Regions from separate parts of the Homo sapiens genome. Here regions 2, 3 and 4 are each linked to region 1. Evidence: chromatin contacts called from ENCODE Hi-C or POLR2A ChIA-PET data. All regions are on one chromosome and are shown on one strand. The core of a region is the stretch at or near the end of the contact, and the rest is flanking DNA. Distances in the headings are between cores, read along the strand shown.

What was found. A loop is a pair of places that touch in the nucleus more often than their neighbours do. ChIA-PET counts read pairs that join two places held with the same protein, here RNA polymerase II (POLR2A). Pooled maps may share reads with other maps.
Region 2: a loop to region 1 is called in a pooled map, with 2.8 times the contacts of the local background. The contact joins two enhancer-like sites. A Hi-C loop is called at or near these places in 6 of 37 single-sample maps with no recorded cell type and 5 of 50 pooled maps.
Region 3: a pooled map shows a loop between it and region 1 (2.2-fold over the local background). The contact joins two enhancer-like sites. A Hi-C loop is called at or near these places in 5 of 37 single-sample maps with no recorded cell type and 5 of 50 pooled maps. POLR2A ChIA-PET finds 5 or more read pairs at or near these places in 1 of 52 experiments (PC-3).
Region 4: a pooled map shows a loop between it and region 1 (3-fold over the local background). The contact joins the promoter of LINC03050 here to the enhancer-like site in region 1. A Hi-C loop is called at or near these places in 5 of 37 single-sample maps with no recorded cell type and 4 of 50 pooled maps.

Annotation. Positions count from the first base shown.
Region 1 is chr2:64,915,581-64,918,722 of GRCh38, forward strand. All of the region lies in intron 1 of LINC02245 (long intergenic non-protein coding RNA 2245), which reads right to left. Among named protein-coding and RNA genes, the nearest start is that of LINC02245, 15 kb to the right of the region's middle. RefSeq lists enhancers at 905-1,094, 1,465-1,514, 2,525-2,604. Within about 2 kb of position 1,478, at least 25 of the 41 ENCODE cell types and tissues checked have a DNase peak (open chromatin) inside an H3K27ac peak, as active enhancers do.
Region 2 is chr2:64,091,091-64,094,232 of GRCh38, forward strand. It overlaps PELI1 (pellino E3 ubiquitin protein ligase 1), which reads right to left. Exons shown (of 7, transcript NM_020651.4): 7 at 1,562-3,142. Among named protein-coding and RNA genes, the nearest start is that of PELI1, 52 kb to the right of the region's middle. Within about 2 kb of position 1,506, at least 3 of the 41 ENCODE cell types and tissues checked have a DNase peak (open chromatin) inside an H3K27ac peak, as active enhancers do.
Region 3 is chr2:64,112,631-64,115,772 of GRCh38, forward strand. The region is part of intron 1 of PELI1 (pellino E3 ubiquitin protein ligase 1); the gene reads right to left. Among named protein-coding and RNA genes, the nearest start is that of PELI1, 30 kb to the right of the region's middle. RefSeq lists an enhancer at 1,494-1,573. Within about 2 kb of position 1,606, at least 5 of the 41 ENCODE cell types and tissues checked have a DNase peak (open chromatin) inside an H3K27ac peak, as active enhancers do.
Region 4 is chr2:65,600,761-65,603,902 of GRCh38, forward strand. It overlaps LINC03050 (long intergenic non-protein coding RNA 3050), which reads right to left and starts at 1,605. Exons shown (of 3, transcript NR_182288.2): 1 at 397-1,605. RefSeq lists enhancers at 297-890, 891-1,484.

The sequences.
Region 1 (3,142 bases), core at 228-2,727:
CAGTGTGATACAGAACAACCTGTTCAGTTGTCTGTCTGAGTACCATCACTGCTTTGCACACCTGTACCCACTGAAGTCCATGTGGTAAGACACCAGCTACACACCAGGGAGGCCTGAACAGGGGTTGGTCTTAATTTGGTTTTGCCAGAGAACTTCGTGTTGCAAAACATCCCATAAAAAGGGATGATTCTTTTCGTGTGATGCAGGTCTTGCAAATGTAGCCAAAAATCAGTTAATTCCCTCAGGAAATTGGATAACATTTAAACCTGGTTAACTGCCTCAAACGTTGTATAAAGTAATAAATAGCATTTGACTATTACCAACAGCTACATTTTGTTTATAGAGGATTTTCTTTCTTTTATTTTTTTTTATTATTATTTTTTTTTAGAGACAAGGTCTCCTTCTGTCGCCCAAGCTGGAGTGCAGTGGTGCAATCACGGCTCATTGCAGCCTCAACCTCCCAGGCTCAAATGATCCTCCCAGCTCAGCTTTTTGGGCACCTGGAACTACAGGCACATGTCACCACACCCAGCTTGGATTTCCCAAAATTGGAAATGTACATTTTTCTTTTGAAGGTCAGTGGGCCTAGAACAAAATGTGGCATGGTAGGGAGAATGCTGTCCTTGAACCTGAAGCCTTCCCTCTGCCAGGAACAGCTCTGTGGCTCTGCAACAAGTCACTTTGCCTCTCTGGCCAGTTTCCTTATATGTAAAACAGCAGTGTTGAATATACTATCTCTAATGACTCCAAAAATTTGTTACCCTATATAGTCTTGCTTTAACCTACCATGGTATTTTGGCTCTTGAATGACAAGCCTGAGCCCCCACTCATGATGGATGTTGCACTATCCAGTATGGAGGCCACTATGTGCATGTGGCTAAATTCAAATTAATTTAAATGAACTAAAATTAAAATGTATTTCTCTGTTGCAGTAGCCATGTTTCAGGTGCTCCATAGCACCTGCAGCCAGTGGCGATGTATGACACAGCGCAGAGTTAGAGCACTTCCACCATCACAGAAAGTTCTACTGGACAGCTGCTCTAGGGCCTCACCTCTCCAAGTGTGGTCCACGAACCAGCAGCACCACATTACCTAGGAGCCCTTAGAAATGTAGACTGGGCTCAGACTGGGCACAGTGGCTCACGCCTGTAATCCCAGCACTTTGGGAGGCCAAGGCAGGCTGATCACCTGAGGTCAGGACTTCAAGACCAGCTTGGTCAACATGGTGAAACCCCGTCTTTACTAAAAATACAAAAATTAGCCAGGCGTGGTGGCAGGTGCCTGTAGTCTCAGCTACTCGGAAGGCTGAGGCAAGAGAATCGCTTGAATTCAGGAGGCGGAGGTTGCAGTGAGCTGAGACTGTGCCATTGCACTCCAGCCAGGGCAATAAGAGTGAAACTCCGTCTCAAAAAAAAAAAAGAAAAGAAAGAAAGAAAAGAAAAGAAACGTAGACTCTTGGGCCCTACCCCAGATCAGCCGAATCAGAATCTGGATTTTAACAAGATTCCCCAGTGCCTCCTGCAGGTGTGAGTTTGAGAAGCCCTGCTATAGGGAATGTTCTCTGCTGAGCAGGTGACTGGAAGGACAGAGTGGTGGTTAGATGTGTGTCCTCGGCCGGATGCAGTGGCTCATGCCTGCAATCCCAGCACTTTGGGAGGCCGAGGCTGGAGGATCACTCGAGCCCAGGAGTTAGAGACCAGCCTGGGCAACATAGGGAGACCTTGTCTTTACAAAAACATAAACAAAATTAGCCGGGCATGGTAGTGCATGCCTGTGGTCCCAGCTACTTGGGAGGCTGAGGCAGGAGGATCACTTGAGCCTGGAAGGTCAAGGATGCAGTGAGCCAAGATCGTGCCACTGCACTCCAGCCTGGGCAACAGAGTGAGACCTTGTCTCAAAAAAAAAAAAAAAAAAAAATTGTGGCCTCTGTGACCACACTCAGCGGATGTGTAGCCTGGCTACTTCTTGGCTGTGTGAACTTAGGCAAATTTCTTAACCCTTCTGGGCTCCAGTTTCCTTATTCAGAAAATAGTATCCATCTCATGGGAAACTCTGAGGCCATAACAATATAAGACAATTATCACAGTGCCTCCCTAACACACAGTAAGTGCTCTTTAAATGACAGTTTTGTTATTTTGGGGTTCTGCAAGGTTTCAGGTTTCTGACAACCCCAGGCCTTGAGATCCAATGCAGACAACAGGCCAAGAGCGGCTCTTCTCCTTTCTGCCACAGGGTGGCGCTGTGTCACAACGTCCTTTCCTCTCCCGCAGACTTGGAGCTGGCTCCCCGGCAGGAAACCAGAATTTGAGATTTCCGCTGTCTCTGTTTCCGATTACTAAGCACGACCGGGCAGCCTGGACACCGATCCAAGCATTCATCTGGCAGATAATAGGAAAACAGTCCTCAGCTTTGTATCCAGTTGGAATGCAAAAGTAAGGGTCGAACCAAGAGTTCAATAAGGGCTGTGTGAAAGTGGTCGTGGAAGCCGGAGACTCCTGATGGAGGGCTGGGGGCAGGGAAGTTTCGGATTTTCTGTATCAGCTGTGCAACGACTTGTGTTCCTTGAACCACATGTTCAAACTACAGCCCTTTGCTGGCCAAGTATATGGGTGTGTGTGTGGGCGGGGAGTCGGGGTGGGGAGCCTGTGGGAGGTGTGGGTGTGAGAAGGAGAGACAGAGAGAGGATTTTTAATGTTTTGAAACAGGGTCTTGCTCTGTTCTCAGGCTGGAGTGCAGTGGTGCAATCACAGCTCACTGCAGCCTCGACCTCCCTGGCTCAAGCAATCCTCCCGTCTCAGCCTCCTGAGTAACAGGGGCCACAGGCATGTGCCACCATGCTCGGCTAATTTTTTATTTTTGGTAGAGATGGGAGTCTCCCTATGTTGCCCAGGCTGGTCTCAAACTCCTGGGCTCAAGGGATCCTCCCATGTCAGTCTCCCAAAGTGCTGGGATTACAGGTATGACCCGCCGTTTCTGGCTGGGATTTTTTAAGGAGTCGATTTCTAAAGTTTCTCAAACTTGAGCCTACCTCACAGTCACCTGGGGAGGCTTGATTGCTTGGCCATAGTCTCAGAATTTTCAATTCAGTGGGAGGTCTGGCCTGAATAATTTGCATTCCAAACAAGCTCCCAGGTGATGCTGA
Region 2 (3,142 bases), core at 256-2,755, 820 kb before region 1:
AAGTAGATAAAATTTGAGGATAAAACATTAAAGAATACTTATATAAGAGTAATTCTGAAAGTGGGGGTGACAGACAGAATAACAGAGTTCAGTGATGCAGAGTTTTGCTGTTCTGATTTGCTATAGGGCAGTGCTTAGAGAAAACAGAGAAGGGAATGGAACATAGGTTTATTAACCAGTGGTCTCTAAAGTGTGGTAGCACAGCAGGGTGTGGTGGCTCAACACCTGTAATCCAAGCACTTTGGGAGGCTGAGGCAGGAGGATTGCTTAAGAGCAGGAGTTTGAGACCAGCCTGGGAAATCTAGTCAGACGGCGTCTCTACTGAAAATGAAAAAAATTAGCCAGGAATGGTGGTGTGTATCTGTAGTCCCAGCTACTCAGGAGGTAGAGGTGGAAGAATTGCTTGAGCCTGGGAGGTTGAGGCTGTGGTGAGCTGTGATTGCACCACTGCAGTCCAGCCTCGGCAACAGAGCAAGACCCTGTCTTAAACAAAAAAAGAAGTGGTAGCACAAGATGATCCATTGCAACGAAGGGCCAAAGTGTTAGAGTTATGTTGAGCTTATAACCTTAGAGACATAATAAGTGGACTTTCACCAGTGCCCTCAGTCTGGGTCAGACGGGAAGAGTGAAGTGGGACACTCAAATGTTAGAAGTAATTAATCCTAGCACTTTGGGAGGCCAAAGTGGGCGGATCACAAGGTCAGGAGATCGAGAGCATCCTGACCAACATGGTGAAACCCTGTCTCTACTAAAAATACAAAAACTAGCTGGGCATGGTGGCGGGCGCTTGTTATCCCAGCTACTTGGGAGGCTGAGGCAGGAGAATGGCGTGAACCCGGAAGGTGGAGCTTGCAGTGAGCCGAGATCACGCCACTGCACTCCAGCCTGGCGACAGAGTGAGACTCCGTCTCAAAAAAAAAAAAAAAAAGAAGAAGTAATTACATACTTACATTATTATTTATTCCTACCCTGCTTTACATGTACTAGAAGACTTTTACATGAGGGAAGTAAGCAAAGAAGGTTGCAAGAGGATAACCTAGTAAAAGAACTCTGATGTCTGAATGGCTTCCCTTCATGTCTTGCTTCATTACCCTAACATTTTAGATAAAGGGAAATTTAATTCCTTGAACAAATTAAGTAGCATTTAAATATAAAGATTACTTTGATAAAAGAGTTAAGCCATAAAGATTATCTTTCTTGAGAATGCATTTAGAAGACCTAAATACAACTTTTTCTCCTCCTTGGCCAGAATACTGACATTCCCTTAATACAACTAAGTAAAAGTGTTCTATTAGGCCATGACAAAATAACAGTTCTGCTTGAACAGCAAACACCCAACTGATCATTTAAATTGCCTGAATTTTTAAAACTTGAATTTGATAGAAAATGAGCCAGGTTTTTCCCTGTTAGAAGAGATTGTTTTTACCTGTTAGAAGAAAATGCAGGCAACTTTGGGAAGGACGTGCAACTTTTATGGTTACGAAGCCACTATTTAAATAGTCTAACATGCAACTTACAGGTGCCAACTCCCTAGCAAGGCTTAACTTAGAAAAGGCCTCAATTATTCAACCACTAACAAAGTTCCTTTATTAGTAAGAGATGCTTTTAAAAAAGAACCAGATACTTTAAAGTGTTACATTAAATGCAAACTCTTCATCTATTTCAAATGAGTATTTTTGGAGTGTGGAATAGAGTTGTTCACAGTTTTCACTTCTGGTTTCTCATTCTCGATTATGCAAAAATGAACTCACAGAGACGAATTCAATTATGTATTTTGAAAAGTATTTACTTAGTTTAAATAAATTAATTGCAAATAAAAATTAAGCTACAATATATAGCCTGAATAAAAATGACTAGAACAAATACAACACAGGACTTGCTTTCTTGCATTAGTCACAAAGCATGTGACAATCTAGAAAACTTCAAAATCAATTACATTTCTTTGAAAAAGGGGTAACAGCAGTTACTGATACATCACAACTAATAAACTTATAATACAAGTTTCCTGACATGCATTTCCTGAGTGAACCCAAATGATCATTTTTTAAAACAAGGAAGTTTCGACAGTTGAAGTAAAATAAAATAATTCATGGCTTCTAAGCAACAAGTTTTGTTTTTTAAAAACCAAAAGAAAATTCAGAACAGTTTTGTAATAGGATAAATTAAAGGTATGCTACCACATATAAAACTTTGCTACAGTCAGTTAAGTATTATACAACTTTTCAAACTAAAGGAAAACAAATCAAAATATTAAAAGAAGATACTGTCTAATCTAAAAGTGTACTGGTTTCTACAAGTGTCAAAAAAAGATTTGATGTAGTGCAACTGTCTATACTTGTGGTGCCTTTGAAAAAAGGGTGGGAAGGAGGGGAGAGAAGAAACTTTTCTTGCTTCTGGAAGCAAAAGACATATTGGAATTAGAGAATAAACAGACCATGCAGTGCGTCACTCCACGCTGCAGTCATTGGTGCTCATCTGCCAACCAAACATTTCCTTAAGTCTCACTGTGGCAATCTCCTTAGGATTCAAACCCAGAGTTAAGGCTGGTCTGCTAAAAACGGGGGCACTATTGTCATTCAACCCTTTAGATCTCTAGATTTCCTAATGCCCGAATAAGGCCAAATACAGAATAATTAATTAAGCATTTCTTTTTCCAAAAGCAAATCAAGTCACTCTCCTTTCTTGCTAATTTATACTTTTTCTTATGGCAATGATTTTTTTCTAGAAACAGTGAACAGATGAACCACAGTTTATATCCAAAAAATAAACTTGCCAAATGCTGCTGATACTAAAAACAGATTAGTTATCATGGGAGAAAAATAGATAATCTAGATTAAATTGCATATCCAAAGGAGCATATAAAATGTTTCTTAGCATTAAGTTTTTGTTATAGTACTACGCTCGAGAGAAACATTAAGAAAAAATCTTTCCTGATTATCTTCAATGTTGTTAAAAACAAACACCTTTCACGCGGGTAATTAGTATGAATTTGGTCTTACAAATTACAAAGTATTCTAATTTACCAAATTCCATATTTAGATTGGGGTGGGGAGAGAGGCTCTCTCGTCCTTCTTCCTAACTTTGCAAATCCTTGAGCTAGGTTGCTCACTAAGCTACCATTCACACCAAGGGTGTGACACCA
Region 3 (3,142 bases), core at 356-2,855, 800 kb before region 1:
GGAACACATTCAATCTTGGCTTCTACTTCTGTATTTGATAATCTAAACCCAAAATAAAACACTTTTGTAGTACCAGTTATTTATATACATAAATGACCCAAGATAGTTTTCAAAATTTAAAAATGGCATATAATCAATCAATATACAACTGGCCTTATTAAACTGCAAATAAAATGCTGTGACAGCTATTCTTCCTGGAACTTTTTTTTTTATGTGTTCTCTGAAGAAAGATTCATGATCTTCCCAAAGGTTTATACTCTTTAACAAAGACCAGTACCTAGACAATGCTTTCCTACTCACTGTCTTTATATATTCTCTCTATATTTTAAAATCTGAGTAAAAGAATTCTTCAAAATGAATTCCTAGGCTGGGCATGGTGGCTCATGCCCGTAATCCCAGCACTTTGGGAGGCCAAGGTGAGAGGATCACTTGAGGCCAGGAGTTTGAGACCAGCCTGCGCAACATAGTAAGACTCCCGTCTCTACAAAAGATTTAAAAAAAAAAAAGTAAAAACAGAAAACATTAGCCAAATGTCATGGCATGCACCTATAGCCCCAGCTACTCAGAAAGCTGAGGTGGGAGGATCACTTGTGCCCAGGAGTTTGAGGCTACAGTGAGCTGTGATCCTCCAGCCTGGGTGACGGAGAGAAACTCTGTCTCAAAAAAAAAGAAAAAAAAAAAAAAATTCCTGAAGTCATGTACTTGAGAACTTTAAATGAGTATGTACATAAAAAACATCCGAATGTCTCGATTACTGGCTTCATTTGTTGGTCTTCAATTAAGTTAGTTTGACCTCATGTATTCAGCCCTATCCCAATGTTATCTAGCACCAAGAACATGAAATAGCACCATTAATTCTACTCAAGACTAGAAGAAATGCTAAAGAAAATCTTCCTAATAAAACTGTCTTCTATTTTATCTATTACTTTGAAACTTTGCTTGATACTCGAAAGCATGTTGCTCTCATTAGCAGGAACTAAACTTCCAGAGTTAAAAAAAAATTTTAAAATAAACATATTCTGGAATAGTGTTATTTTCTTTGTGGGCTGGGAGAACATGAAAAGTTACTCATAAAATATGTATTTATTAGGAATAGTATTATTAATTTGACTGTTAAACATTCTAATCATTTCCTTTTTAAGGGCCAGTGAAATACAATTATTTTCATATCAAGTCTTCCCAAAGGAAAGACTTTGTATAATATCTGTCAGTTTCACCTAAAGAAGAAAAACTGAGAAATCAATCTTTGTCTCTCAACCTAACAAATGTTTTCTTTCATTATTTACATCACACACAGCCTTTTGCTTACTACCTACTAAACACAAGTACAAAATTCCTGCCCTAAAAAAAAAAGCAAAACAAATACTAAGCAAGGGACAAAACAAATCTTATGCAGATTGTTTACATATCTTCTGAGCACTTCTATTTTAGTGGGCAAGTGGGTAGGCATAATGGGGTACTGAGAAAAAAAGGAAAATGTTTTAAAACATGAAAATGTTATAACATTTTTTTATGATGAAAAACAATGTGGACTGCATATATTATCTCAGATAAAACAGATTTCCATCTATACTAGAGTTTCCTTGTGGCTGATTTCAAAAGGATGACTCAAACAGAAAGAACTGCTTTAGTATGTTTGCGGTGGAACCATTTTATGAAACCAATTCAGCTGATGACTGGAGTTTAATTCATAGCAGTTTCTTGATAAGAGTGAAAATTTAATCACCTTCTTCATTCTTTTGCAACCAGCAGGAGTAACACATAGCATTTTTACATAAAAGGAGAAATAATGGTGTGCAGTAGTAGTTGGAGGTTACTACTTTCTGCTAGTGTCTTTTAGCTTCTCAACACAGCAGTGGAGGAAGTGAAGTCTATGTTCCCCTTCCCAAGATACAGGACACCACCTGTGTAAATTCCCACCCTCCTCTCTTAGAGAAGCCAAATAGCATGCTGATAGTATATCACCTACAGGGATAACTTATTTCATCCTGATGGAAAAGGAGTTAACATCTTTCCTAGGGACAGTATTTGTTCCTTTAACTGGGGCTTCTCAACTTGGGCATTACTGACATTTTGACATTGTGGGGCACTGGCCTGTGCATTGTAGGGGGTTCAGCAGTATCTCTGGCCTTTCTGTTCTACCTAGATGCCAGTAGAACATTCTAGTTGTGACTTTAAAAATGCCTCAACTTCCTATCTCCCCACTACTCACTCCCCTACCTTGTGAGAACCACTGCTCTAATCTTGAAGACAACATACATTGTTCTTAGGATGGAAATTTCCCCTTTTTTTGGCATACTTCTTGGCACACAGTAAGGTACTTAATGTTTGCTTACTAACATTATACTGATACTGATAATAAAAGGTTATTTATACTAAGACTTGTGTTAGTAAAGGCCGTGTAGTTGAAGGCGGGTGTAGTTTCAGTATTTTACTAGAATTGATAGGGGCTGAGAGTGAGAATGAGAATCTTGCCTTGATGGCAATTAATGATTAATGTTTCTGTACATTTAAAATATTTTAATATTGTGGCTACCTCTCTCAAATGGTTGAAGGAAAGCGACTAGAGCTGGAGTGGCCACAGAAGTAGCTATAAGGCTACTGCTGGGTAGCCTGCTGTTTAGAGAAAGGCAAATCTTTGGAGGCTAGATAAGTATCTTCTGGACTAAGGGGCCCATATTTAGAAAAATTAAAAGCAGGTTTTGGCAAGCATGGGAGAATTCTTTTAGGTCAACAGAGGGTGTCAATTTGAATCAACCTTGGGGTAAGGTCTATCTTGAACTTGCATAGAATGGTAATTAGCCAAATGCTTTCACGTAAGATTATTTTATTTGACCCCCATAATAGCCCTGTGAATTGGGTAGGAAAGTCTGAACTCTATTTTCCAGATAAGGGAACTGAGTAGGTCAGAAAAGCCCAGTGACTGAAGGCCAAAGAACTCTGGCAGAGCTAGGACTGAGATCCACATGTTAACTCAACATACATTACCCCATTTAATTTCTATTACAACTATAAAGTACAATCATTTGTCCCCATTTTATAAATGGAGAAACTGAAGCTACCAGAGGTAAAGTGGTCCAGATTTTCTAATGTCATTACTCCACACCCTAGACAAGGTAGAATGGGGCTAATTCCTAAACAG
Region 4 (3,142 bases), core at 355-2,854, 690 kb after region 1:
CGGCTGGCCGGGCAGAGGGGCTCCTCACTTCCCAGTAGGGGCGGCCGGGCAGAGGCACCCCTCACCTCCCGGATGGGGTGGCTGGCCGGGCGGGGGGCTGCCCCCCCACCTCCCTCCCGGACGGGGCGGCTGGCCGGGCGGGGGGCTGACCCCCCCACCTCCCTCCCGGACGGGGCGGCTGGCCAGGTGGGGGGCTGACCCCCCCACCTCCCTCCCGGACGGGGCGGCTGTCCGGGCGGGGGGCTGACCCCCCACCTCCCTCCCGGACGGGGCGGCTGGCCAGGCGGGGGGCTGACCCCCCCACCTTCCTCCCGGACGGGCGGCTGGCCGGGCGGGGGGCTGACCCCCCCACCTCCCTCCCGGACAGGGTGGCTGCTGGGCGGAGACGCTCCTCACTTCTCAGACGGGGCGGTTGCCAGGCAGAGGGTCTCCTCACTTCTCAGACGGGTCAGCCGGGCAGAGACGCTCCTCACATCCCAGACGGGGCGGCAGGGCAGAGGCGCTCCCCACATCTCAGACGATGGGCGGCCTGGCAGAGACGCTCCTCACTTCCTAGATGGGATGGCGGCCGGGCAGAGACGCTCCTCACTTTCCAGACTGGGCAGCCAGTCAGAGAGGCTCCTCACATCCCAGACGATGGGCGGCCAGGCAGAGACGCTCCTCACTTCCCAGACGGGGTGGTGGCCAGGCAGAGGCTGCAATCTCGGCACTTTGGGGGGCCAAGGCAGGCAGCTGGGAGGTGGAGGTTGTAGCGAGCCGAGATCATGCCACTGCACTCCAGCCTGGGCACCATTGAGCACTGAGTGAACGCGACTCCGTCTGCCATCCTGGCACCTCGGGAGGCCAAGGCTGGCGGATCACTCGCGGTTAGGAGCTGGAGACCAGCCTGGCCAACACAGCGAAACCCCGTCTCCACCAAAAAAATACGAAAACCAGTCAGGCGTGGCGGCGCGCACCTGCAATCGCAGGCACTGGGCAGGCTGAGGCAGGAGAATCAGGCAGGGAGGCTGCAGTGAGCCGAGATGGCAGCAGTACAGTCCAGCTTCGGCTCGGCATCAGAGGGAGACCGTGGGGAGAGGGAGAGGGAGAGGGAGAGGGAGAACCTAAATATACTTCTTTGTAGAGAGGATCGTGAACTGCTTTAAGTCTGGTGGCATCAGAGGAAAAATTAGACATCTTCAGGTTGATTCCACAGAGCAGTTGTTTCCTTTTTCACTTGACTTACATAGAATTAAGTCAGGTTATATAAATAAATGTAAAATCAAGTTGGTTTTTCCATTGTAAGGAGAAAAATGCTTTCATATTACTTAAAATGCATTTCAATAAATATAGAAAATTACATACAAATGGCCGGGTGCGGTGGCTCATGCCTGTAATCCCAGAACTTTGGGAGGCTGAGGCATGCGGATCACCTGAGGTTGGGAGTTCGAGACCAGCCTGACCAATATGGAGAAACCCTATCTGTACTAAAAATACAAAATTAGCCGGGCGTGGTGGCACATGCCTGTAATCCCAGCTACTCAGGAGGCTGAGGCAGCAGAATCGCTTGAACCCGGGAGGCGGAGGTTGCGGTGAGCCGAGATTGTGCCGTTGCACTCCAGCCTGGAAAACAAGAGTGAAACTCCGTCTCAAAAGAAAAAAAAAATTTACATACAAATTATATACCCCACATGAGAGTTTCTTGTGAGGAATTATAGTCCCCTACAACTACCAAGTCCCCTACAAAAAACAATTTACCTTACCCCCGCTTTTTTTTAGTAGAAATTGACACTGGGTTGAGGGTGTCCTATGGAATGAATGAGTAAAACTGAAACATTCGACTTGTTAGAAGGAAACATGACCATGATTTCAAGGATGATCCAATGTAGCTTGGCGGCAGCCCCTGATAGCTCTCCTGCTATGTGTTTTTTTTTTGGTAGCAGTGATGGAGAAAACAATGAAGATGAAATTTCCAGGAAATAACCCAATCAGGTGTTGCTTAATGGAGTCTACTGTCATTAAAATCCAATTTGATTCATTTGGAGAGTGAAATATCACAATTGCAACTGCACCATAATGGCTTTTTGGAAGATGGAATTTGTATAAACTGGGTTAATCCCTTGATCACCAATTCAAATAAAAATAGATAAAACATGAGGAGGTTGGCAGGGGTGAAGGACTGGGAATAGCAACGGTGTTGCCAGAAGGTGTCTTTCCTGCCAAGGGGAATTGGCATAGGGAACCGTCTCTGAGCCCAAGTTCTGGAAGCCACAACCTGATGGAGACAGAAGACAGATTGCCTAGGTCCAGCTGGGGAGTGGAGCCCTGCTGGCCCAGCCAGATCACAAGTGAATTGCCCCTCTGACCTACACATGTGCTCTGTGTGTCGAAATTTGCATTTCTTTCCATTTAGAATTTTGCTTTCTATTAGCCCACAAGAAGTTTAATGGCTGTCATGAACAAGTTTTGTTGTGTTTTCCTTTGGAAATGTAGCTGTTAGGAAATCATTCAATGAGTTCTGGGTTTATACCTAGAAATGGTCCCCTGGAAGTCTGGAAGAGTTAGATGCTACCACAAGGTTCTACCAGACGTGCAGGGCATAACTTGTACACGCAGGCTGGGTCAGCCGTATTGAGTGGATTGCAGGAGGAAACCTTAACTATGAGGCTGCTACCTTGGACTTGAAATACTTTGACAATCAACAATTAGTGAGAATTGGGATAAGATTTGTTTCTCCTTGGCAAATTCTTCTAACATTCTACAAGCAAAATGGGATTTCAAAGGCAAGAATTGCTCAGTGATGACAAACTTTTAATTACCTCACATACAAAAGATTGGCATGGTATTTATGATTTTTAATATAGTCATTAAAAAAGACTCCACAAGAATCTCTACTAAGCTGTGCTTGATTTGCCTGTACATTGGGTAGGATGCCTTTGAATGCAAGTTACAGAAAGCACAGGTCAGAATGGTTTAGGCCATTCTGGATAATTTGTTATCTTGCATAGGGTAAGTTGCAGGTTGGTTCCAAAATCAACATCCCAAGATATACAAGTGTCTCCCATTCTTTCCATTTTGCCCTTCTCAATGAGCTTTGTGCTTTCTCCTTGTGCCAAGATAGCAGCCAGATTTCTGACATCAAAATAGATATGACCTTGTCCAG